2 separate regions of the Mus musculus genome follow, and region 2 is linked to region 1. The links are chromatin contacts, found by Hi-C or POLR2A ChIA-PET in ENCODE. All regions are on one chromosome and are shown on one strand. Each heading gives the region's core, a stretch centred on a gene start or an enhancer-like site at or near the end of the contact. The rest is flanking DNA. Distances are from core to core; before and after follow the strand shown. Region 1 overlaps Large1 (LARGE xylosyl- and glucuronyltransferase 1). Region 2 holds the start of Large1 (LARGE xylosyl- and glucuronyltransferase 1).

Evidence for each region. Hi-C counts contacts between places; a loop is a spot of excess contacts on that map. ChIA-PET counts read pairs that join two places held with the same protein, here RNA polymerase II (POLR2A).
Region 2: a map of heart shows a loop between it and region 1 (2.1-fold over the local background). The contact joins the promoter of Large1 here to the enhancer-like site in region 1. A Hi-C loop is called at or near these places in 2 of 37 maps with a recorded cell type or tissue (both heart). POLR2A ChIA-PET finds 5 or more read pairs at or near these places in 3 of 5 experiments (Patski and embryonic stem cell).

What each region holds. Positions count from the first base shown.
Region 1 is chr8:73,311,458-73,316,287 of GRCm38, forward strand. All of the region lies in intron 1 of Large1 (LARGE xylosyl- and glucuronyltransferase 1), which reads right to left. Among named protein-coding and RNA genes, the nearest start is that of Large1, 40 kb to the right of the region's middle. Within about 2 kb of position 1,759, at least 1 of the 3 ENCODE cell types and tissues checked has a DNase peak (open chromatin) inside an H3K27ac peak, as active enhancers do; it is heart, where a contact is called at or near this core.
Region 2 is chr8:73,351,083-73,356,527 of GRCm38, forward strand. Large1 (LARGE xylosyl- and glucuronyltransferase 1) reads right to left here and starts at 2,458. Exons shown (of 15, transcript NM_010687.2): 1 at 1,384-2,458.

The DNA.
Region 1 (4,830 bases), core at 509-3,008:
GCACCAAGGACAGCATTAAGACACCGGAGGCCAGGAAGACAAAAGGAAGGACCCTGACAACTCACTGGGCTTCAGACTTCCAGCCTCTTAACTGGTGAGACAGTAAATGTCCATGGGTCTGAGCCACCCCTTTTGTAGCACTATTAAGTCCAGTCCTAGGAGACTCACAGTCCTTGTTACAATGTCATGTGACACATCTGGGTTTTCCATGAGGAAACTGAGTCTTCATTAACAGAAATAACACCAGCAGACAATACCAATTGTAATCCTGAATGCTTTATACATTTACTCAACAACCTCCCGAGTCTGGGGCATGTTAGAGGAAAGTGTTATGCAGGTCATACATGGTAAAATCTGAATTAAAATTCAGACCCACAATCTATGTTCCTACTCAGCTATAACTGCCTAAATCAAGAAACAAGTGACTGAGGAAGACTTACTCTCTCTAGCAGTTGGCTTTCAAACCTTTTGCCTCTTTATCCATTCTGTATTTATTCCATTTCCCAACAGAATACTCTGCACTGGGTAACCCCACAAAATAATTGTGGTTATACAAACAACTGAATCAAACTGCAGTGGCTTCTTTACATCCCATAATTTCAGCCCCAGTCCATATAACAACAGATATTAGAAAAAGTACTTGGGCAAAAGCATCTTATCTCCCAGGATGTTTTTCTGTATCTTGCATTCCCTTGACATTTACAGTACATCTACGATGTGCCAGCCCTACGATGTGTCAGGAAAAGTACACAAGTGACAGTCCCTGGTCACTCTGGAAAGACACAGAAAGGGACACAGAACTGAAAAGTCAGGACCAATGTGCAGGTACAGCACAGGTAAGTGGGGAAGGCTTCAGAGCAGGGTATGGAAACCTCAACTTTCGTTTGCAACTTTTCCAACACTGCCAATAATACAGTATGGCATGGCATACCCATACAGCATCATCTCCCCCACTTCTTCTCTCTCTGCTCCTTTTTTCTAAAACAAGCTTTTATTTGCTGAACGAAGCATACTTGTGGGGTAGATAAACTGAACTTCAGGCTTTTGCTTTATTTTTGGCTCTATAATGAAGGACATGGAATTAGCTGATCACCTTTAAAAATAGTTAAGAGCTAGGGAATTCATAGACAGCGGGAAATGGTTACTGGTTTTGTGTCAGCTAAACTCCTCAGGAACCAGCAAATCCACTCTAATTCCAGATCAACAAATACGAAGCAAAAGCACAGGAGAAGATGGGGAAGATCTAGAAGGCAAAGTATAAAATCAGATAGCCGTTATCTTTTCCTACACAAAAATCTGTCTTGACCATCATGACAGTTATATGGCAGAGCAGAAATAAGCAACACACCCTTAGACTTGACCCTGACTCCAGTAGTGACCTCATTAAGTGGGCATTTGAGCCGTACAGTCTCTTCGAACATGTGAGCAGAAAGAGGGCTTAGTGCCTTGCCCAGCACAAGGCAGACATGTGATCTATGCTATCCTTGGTTATTATTCACCAAGTCTCCACCTAAGAGTTCAACATAGTGCTGGGGAAAATAAAAGGCAGCTGCCCTACCCCTTTGGCACTATCATGGCCACCACCTCAAACTGCATCACTTATGTTCTTGAACCTGAATTCCCCCGTGAAAGCACCCTAGATATTCAGTAAGGACTAGATGTTAAGCAGAGAGCATCCAAAGTCCTCACCCAGCTCCCGCTGGAAACTGGAAGAGGAGCCAGAGCAGAGTGAAGGAGGCAGGGTCAAGAGCTGACTGACCTAACTAAGAAAACAAGCCTCTTCCATGAAAGCCAAACTGTTTTAACAAAACTGGCCCACTCACCTCTGCCCCAGCTGCTCAGGGAAGCATGAAGGCCCTTAAGGAAAGGGAATTGGCCACCTTTCACAGCCAAGAGGACAAGATACTAGCAGAAAGAATCTACACTGCTGGAGCGCTGCTGCTGGCTTCATGTTTAGTGTTATTATTCCTACCCTGTCCACAAAAAGCACTTGGATCAGCCCGAGTACTTCTTTTTTTAACTCCTCCAGCACTCCATGGAGGCACGCCTAGATAAGTGAGCATGAGCTCTTCCTGGACAAAAGAGTCACATGGTAGGGCTTATTTGTGTTGACTTTTCTCAACAGTGTCAAAGGGAACACTAGGCTGGAAAGGCACTAACAGATGCATATCTACCTGGGGACCTGGCTGAGAAGCTAGCATGTAGAAGGTAGTAATATCTGGGTCTCAGCTAGGGAACCTCACCCACACAAAGCCCCAGGGAGTGGCAAGGAAAGCATGGTGATAAGTACATGAGGTGGAGGTGGCTGTGTCTATAGTCAGGATGCAGAATGACATGTAAACAAATGCTCAGCTCACTTCCTACCCTTTAATCAGTTCAGGATGCCAACTGGAGAATGCCTCTGCCTGCACTCAGGATGGGTCTTTGCAATGCAATTAAGCTAATCATAGTAATCCCTCACAGGCATGCTCAGATGTTTATGTCCTAGGTGATTCAAAATTCCACTGGGTTGACCATCAATATTAACTGCAATAGGGAGTCTTCTTGATAGAAACATGCCCTTTAGCTGAGAAATCTTGGGGAAACCCCAAATGGTTCTGCCACCATACACAGGAAAGCCTAAAGTCAAGTTCCTCTTGGCTCAAATCCTAGCTCAGCTTCCTACTGCTGTGGCAGTATGGAGGAGGAACTTAGCCGCATGTACCTCAATCTCTCTGTCTAGAAACCATGAATAATAAAGCACCTTCTGCTCTGGAATGTTCCGGAATCTACAGTCTTGCAGTTTTATGAATGTTTAATGTACATCAAACCCTCAATAGGCTATTGTAAGTGCTTCTTTACTCTGAGCAGTGAACACAAACTGAACATGTTCAAACTGTAGTTAGTGATCCCCATTCTGCTCAGGATCAGAGAAGTTGAGAATCTTATCCAAACTCACACAGCTAAGCAGAGCATCCAGGACTCAATTCCTCTGCTGTTCAAGAAAAACAAAAAAAACAAAAACAAAACAAAAAAAAAAAAACCGGGAAGTTTCTACTAGGATGCTGATACCATGCCCTGAGGCCAGCACAGGATAAGCTGTGCATTCTGTAACTGGGATCATAGCAATAAACTATACTGGCTTCATTTATGAGAATCCCTGCTTCCAGAAAGGAGATCTTATTTGGTATTTGGGGAGTTAAGTTCTAGTCCCAGGGGCATGGAGCCTTCTGTAATACCTGAGCTTCTTTCTGCCCACTCCCACCCCCATTACTCTGATGAAAGAAGAGGAAGCTGATCCCAGCTCTATGAGGACCTGCAATCTCTGGGCCAAAGAGGCCGGAAAGATTTCCATCCCAAAATTGTTGTCAAAGCACTCTGTGGCCTGGGATAAAATGCAGAATATCAGCCAACACCTGTCCTTGACTGGGGAACTATGGGAAGAGAGGGACGCACCACAGAGAGCAAAGCTCCTCAGCCTGAATACATGTTACCTCAACCATCCAAAGGGACTCTGGAGTTGAGGGAGGATGCCCTCTGAGTGACTGGGACTGATGTATTGAAAGTCCAAAGCCACACAGCAGCACTCGGTCTCAGTCATCCTGCAGCAGGTAGGGGACCAGGAACTTGAGGGGGCACAGAGTAGTACACAGCACTTTGGGTTGCTTTAACTGAAGACATTCCTTGCCAGTACCCCAGAGCATTTGGCATCAGCAAACAGAAGAAAATAGCCTGCCATGAAGAATCCTCTTCCCTCCTGCTCTGAAGCCTCCTGTGGCCCCTACTGAAGCTGAGGTCTGCTGGAAACTCTGGCATGTGAGGTGTGGCCATCAGTTCTGGGCCAGGAATCTGCCTGTCCCTGATTTACAGATGCAATAGTTGGTTCCTCATGGCTATAAGGTGGCCTCTCCCAGACATTGTTCAACCCGAATGTCTTGGAATTGCAAACACATGCAATAAAAGAGAATATCTACAATAGTGAGGAACAAACACAAGCTTAAAGTACCGCTCTCATTCTTCAACCCAGACCTAACAAGCTCTTTGATTCTTGTTTCTCATCTTAGCCACAGACATGGGAACTAGGTGATTAATCCTGGAGTAATCAAAAATGCAAAGCACAAATAATTGTACCCATATCGGTTTCCATGGTACCTCCAAGCATTGGAATTGATGAGCAGTATGGGATACTGAGGACCATCTACATAAATCAGGATGAACACCCCCGGGGGGGCCACAGGAGCAGTGGTGGAGGCCAGAGCTGTCTGCGGTTGTGGTAATGTTCTACTGATTGGCCTTCGAGTTGACCACACAAGAGCATGCCTTTGGGAAAGTCCACCACGCTACACACTTCCTAACCTTGATTATAATTGCCTGAAAATGATTTCAATTGGCTGAGAAATGCCTCTGGGATTAGTGAAACACACCTCTAGCTGTGTCTGTGTGGGGGCTCTCATCCAATGTTGGCATCCACTGATGGAATCGAAGTCTACAAAGACTGCCAAGAGGTGGTGGAAATGTCAGTGGTAGGGCCTGGCAGGAAGAAGTAGGTTACTGAAGAGTGGAGTGCTCCTGAAGGGGAACACTGCCCTTGGTCTCTTCCTACTCTTCTACCCGTTTCCTAGCTGCCATGCGGTGCTCAGCTTTCAGGGGCCATGCCCTTCCTCCATGGTGCTTTGTCAGAGATTGAAAGCAACAGAGCCATCTCCCAGTGGACCAAGATCTCTGAAACTCTGAACTAAAATACATCCTTTCAGCTTTAAACTGATTCTCTCAGATGCCTATCACCACTACAAAAGCCAGCCATAGCTACATGAAGAGACTCAGATTAAACAAACAAACAAACAAACAAGC
Region 2 (5,445 bases), core at 1,208-3,707, 40 kb after region 1:
CTCTTTGAAAATACCCAAGAGATGTGTGAAACCTTCATGGAAGTTTTCTCTTAGTCTGCTTTTTTTTTTTTTTTTTTTTTTCCTGCTCCAGTAAGGTCCCAACACACAGATGAGTAATTGATTCATATCAACCATTTGTGAGAGACGAGAAAAGAAATCACCACTGTTCTTTTCCTAATTTATATCATTCCCAATCTGGAGTCTATCAAAGTGAATCCTGAGGTGGGAAGGCAGGAGAGGCAAAAAGAAACATCAGCCTCAGATGCCTGCCTCCACTCATAAGAAAGCACTTTGGGTGCCCGCCTGTGTCAGAAAGGGTGGCGTGCCACTCCCTCCAACCTCCCTCTGTCGCCCTAAAGGAAGAAAGAGTATGAGTTCTCTTTTGAGACACTTACATAAGACTCAGTAAACTTCCTGTGACATTCACAGAAAATGTAAGCTGCTCTTTTGCTCCCTCGGGATATCATTTTAATGGACTGAGTGACAAAATTCACAGATTCAGAATTCAGCAGAAACCTACTCAACTGAGGTACATCAGCACTGGAACAGGGAAAACAAAAAAACAAAAAACAAAACCCAAACCAGTGCATCCCTATTAAAAAGGGTCACCCAGGAGATGGACTGGGTCAGCAAAAGACAATCTGTTCCCTCTCAAGTGACCCATTTAAAGTCCAGAAGTGCACAGGTTTAATAAATCTCACACTGGTAAAGACAGCTTATAGAAAGAACTATCCTTACAGAGCGGGGGCATTTCAAGGCGATGAACAGTATAACTTCATGATAAACATACTTATCATTCCAACCTCCAGAAGCAATGACATTTACAGGAAGCTCTGAGTAGACACTGATGACTACAAGAAGTTTAGTGTAACAGGACAGACCAGGTATGTTGGTTGGGACTCCCCCTCACGGGTATCCATGCCATCCAACCACTTTATCCTAAAGAGCTTTTGGAAAATGTGGATGCATACACCCAACCCGGCCTCTTTTCAACCTATTGGAAAGTTCTCTGGGCATCCCATCATAAAAGGCAGGTGAACGTCGAAGAAAAGCAGGAAGGGTCCCAGGGTGGCGGGAAAACAATACCTCCAGGTGTTACTAAGAACCTGCCCCCTACACACACACACCAACTCGCTCTTGCCTATCAATATCTTGTACACCTAAGAGCATGTCAGGCCCTGAGACAGATCCTGGGGACACTAGAGATTGGGGTCTTCCACCTCCTGCTTTTCCGGGACTCAAAGCCAAGTCAGAAACGGTGTGCCCATCCTTTTTACTAGCATCCTAAGCACACCGGGTACCAGCCACAGGTTTGGATAAGTTGTCCAGCATTGCTCACTAAAGCGTTCCCACGATGGTTCTCTCGCACATCAGGGCTCTTACCTTGGCCTTGACTACATCCAGGCAGAGGTACACTCCGAAAGAGCTGAACCGCGTGGTGCCACTGACGCCTACTAAGTGCAGTGGGTCCTGGTGGAGATCCCAGCTGGAGCTGTTCTAACCCGACCGACCGACGGTGCCAAGCACAGACTTCGGGACAGCCTTGGGCTCCAAATATCAATAGGAAAGGTCCGCCTTGCCGGGACTGAGCACTCTCCCTTCTTTCTCCTCCTCCGAGGCGGCTGCCGAGAGCTGCTCTACGCCAGAAGGACTCTTCCAAGCCCTGGGCGCCTCGCATGGGCAAGGGCCTGGGGGCCGCCCTGGGTTGGATCCGGGAAACCAGCGCCAGGAAGAAACGGGGAGCCGCAGCTCTGCCGGCTTCACCTTCCGCGCCCCTGACCGCTTAACCCCTTCAGGGCAGGGCCTGCCCGCAACCGGCCCGGCCAGGCAAGTACACCGGCAGCCCCAGCCACGGAGAAGAGGCGAGGCAGGAGGCAGGAGGCTGGAGGCAGCTCAGCCGGACCGAGAGACCAGCGTGGCGAACGAGCACTGGGACCGACCGTAGCTGCTTGCGGTGACCCTCCCCCCCACCCCCCGGGCCTGCGCCGCCCGCCCGCGGCTCCGCGAGAAGCGGGCGCTGAAGAGGGCCTCGCCCGGGCCTGGGGCGCGGGACCGGGGGCGCGGGGCCGGGATAGATGCTCCTTGGAAGGTCACGGCCGCCGGGGCGCCGCGAGCGGGACGCAGCCCGATGGGTGCGGGGAGCCCGGGCGGGCAGCCCCCGCCGCCACCTTGGAGACGCGCCGGCTTCCCGGAGCGCTCAGGTTTGGAGCCGCTCGTCCGCTGCAGACGCTGTGGGCAGCCTGGAGCCGCGAACGGACAGGCGCGCGATCCCCGCTTCCCGCGCGGGGCCGGGAGAGAATCGCTGTGCGGGGACCGGCGTGGGAGCGCGCTGGCGGGCGCTGGTGTTGGAGCTCCAGGCTAGTCCAGCCGCCGCCGCGTGCTTAGAGCGTCGGGCTCGTTCGGCAGCTGCAGTGACTGTGTGTCTGTGTCATGTCTGTGCAGCTGGGGGGCGAGGGGGAAGGACCGCGATCCTGGGCTGGGTTCCGAGCGGGGGCGGGACCGGAGCCCGCCTCGGGGCCACGCCTCCTCCCCGTGATCGCATGGACAGCCAATGGGTAGCGCCAGGAATGTGCGTCTCTAGTGCCCGCCCTGCCTAGGCTACGCCTACGACCAAGCGCCTCCCTCCGCTCCTTGGTTCATTGGAACGCAGGCGGATGAAACACCCGGAGCCCGGAGCCCGGGCCGGGTCTCGGGAAAAGGGTGCTAGCTGGAGCTCCCCGCCCTTCTTTCCCGGACTCCGGCTACCCCAGATTTGGATGAAAGAGAGTGAAGAGAGGCGGGTTGAGTTCGCAATTGTTGCTTCCGGTTTGCGAGCAGGGTGGGTCACCGTGCCACTCCTTTTACAAAATAACGGTTTGGGGGGAAGTAGGAAGTTTACCCTGCTTTTCCTTCGGTTGGGAACGCGGCTCTCCCCTAGGTTGACCGGTCATGGGGCAGCCAGAGCTGTGAAGAGGCCCGATTTGAGCGGTTTGACATCATCTTGCTTGGATTCTGGATCCAAGAATCCTGTGCAAGACTCTGGTCCCCCTCACCAGAGGAAACTACATTTTTGTGTCCATATATACACGCATAGATGCACCTCCTTTCTAATTTTACTCTTGCTCAGAGCCCCGCTTTCAACGTCCACTAAAGGGACATCTAAGCCTCCGGATGTTGATGAGGAAGGTGAGGATGCGGAGAGTCCGCCCGGACTGCGGAAGGAGCGGAAAGATTTGGTTATAGTAAAGGGGATGGGATGTCCCTTGGGAGAATACCCTCCCTTGAGGCTGAAGCAGAGCCTGGGTGAGAAAGAGGACCAGAGCGGACGGTCTACTCCCACTGGAAGACGGAGCTCCGAAACTGCGATCCAGCTTCCGGGTTTTTTCCTCAACTAGGTCCCTTGGCTTCTGGGGGCCCCTTCCCCCAGAGTCCCCACCTCCCCCAATCCGTAGGAGCCACTGAATCTCTGTCTTCCCCTGCGCTTATCTCCTCCGGCAGCCCACCCACTGTCTTTTAATGGCTGGGGAGGATGGAGAGAGGTGGGATGCCTTAGAAAGGGCTTCCTATCTCGGGACTCTGAGCTGACTATCTTACCCGAGGTGGAGCATCACTCTAATCTCGCATTCGAAGATCCAGCTCCTCTCTGATCCCATCCCTCATCCCCAGCTCTGGCCTTGATACCTACACCCTTGGACCGTCCTTTGACCTGCTCGACACTCTCGGCTTCCCTGCGTTCTCTAGAAGCCAGGACCCCTTTTACCACCAGCAGGGGCTCTCCCTCAGTTCCCAGCGCTGTTTACCTAATCAGTAGGAGCCTAAGTCTTGGAGGATGCGAACCGAAGGTAGCGGTTGCTTCGGAATAGTTAACTGCGATGCTGGGGTCCTGATGTCTTATCTCTACCAGAATAAGTCTTACCACGAACGTTGCAGGGATAGCAAATCGTATCTGGGTTTGATGCCATTATTGTGTCGGAAAAGAACATTATATGGTAAAATAGTATCTAATATCCTAAAAGCCATTAAAGTGTCAAAGTTTAATGCCAAGCCTTTTAGCTCGAAGGCAGCTCAGTTCTTCCTCTAACATACAGCTTTGTTCTAGAACTCCCAGAAAACAAAGAGATCGTTTTATTTTATTTTATTTTATTTTATTGCAGAACGGCAGTCCTTTCTACTTTCTTCCTCCTCCCCCACACCAGCCCCCACCTTGGAACTGGGTAAAATTGAAGCAGTAATGTGTGCTTTCTTTTTATTTATCGCTTCGCTTCAGTTCATCAATGGTGTAAAAATGCATTATTACAATACATTAACATGTTAATAAGGGAAAGGAGAGTCTTGGAATTCACAAGCAAAAGAGGAAATAATTGAATTAACATCAGAAACTCAAATATGATGAATGTGGGAAAGAAATGTCTCCATTAAAATGGCCCAAAAGTGGTACTTTGTCTACATCTTGAAAAATATGAGCGGGGTAAAGCGGAAGCAATGTTCACTGGGGTCAGTGAGGTGCCATAGTTACTACCAGATTTCCTGATGTTGCATAGCATGTGTCAACAAGCTCATTGAATGTGAAAAAGCTTCTCTCAATCAACCCAAGGTTACAGTTGTACACCACTGATGTAAGGAATGGGCTAAGTGGGGAGTTGGTTAAACTGTTATAACCCCCATACGCCACTGGTAATTCTCCCTCATTTTAAATTTTTCCTCTCGAGAACTGTTAAGCTCTTAAATTTCACAGTCTAAGCAAATGTAAGTCTGTGGTTTGAGTGTGTGTGTGTGTGTGTGTGTGTGTATCCTGAAGTTGGAGGTGATTGCCTAGGAATTATGCCTCCTTGACACAAACCAAGATACAAATGTCATAAAAAGATTTTGGCTATAAGATAGTATAAGGAATGCAGAATAAAATACAGAAGGAGATATATCTGTTATTGCTAAAGAGTCAGCACAGATTTCGCTGAGAACTGAGAAACAGGAAAGTATTGTACCCTATAAACCAACTGCTATTTATCCTTACACCAACATTGCACCTGCCAGTGAAAAAGCTGTACTCGCCCTCCCTCCCACACATCCATCCTCCCTCCTTTCTCATCTATCCTCTCTTTGTTAGGGTCATACAGAATTAATCTTAAGAAACTGGAGGTCCTAAAATGGCCACTAGGGGGCCCTAAAGGCATCTCAAAGTGGAAGGCAAAAAAAGCTCCCACCTCCCTGATTTCTGACCTCTTTTTCTGAGTACCTATTTCAACTTGGATCTAAAGACAAGTCAAGAGTGAATATGATATAGAGATTTTAACTTAGGAGACAAGAATTTTGTTTCTAGCTTTTCAGACTTCTGACTCCCTCACTCCTCCCCCAAAGGAATTTTGCATCCATTGACTCAAAGTCAACCAAAAAGTCACTTCCTTTCCAAGCTAGGTTCACTCTTCTAATATTTGGAGACTGTTTTCTGAATATTTGAACATTCCTCAA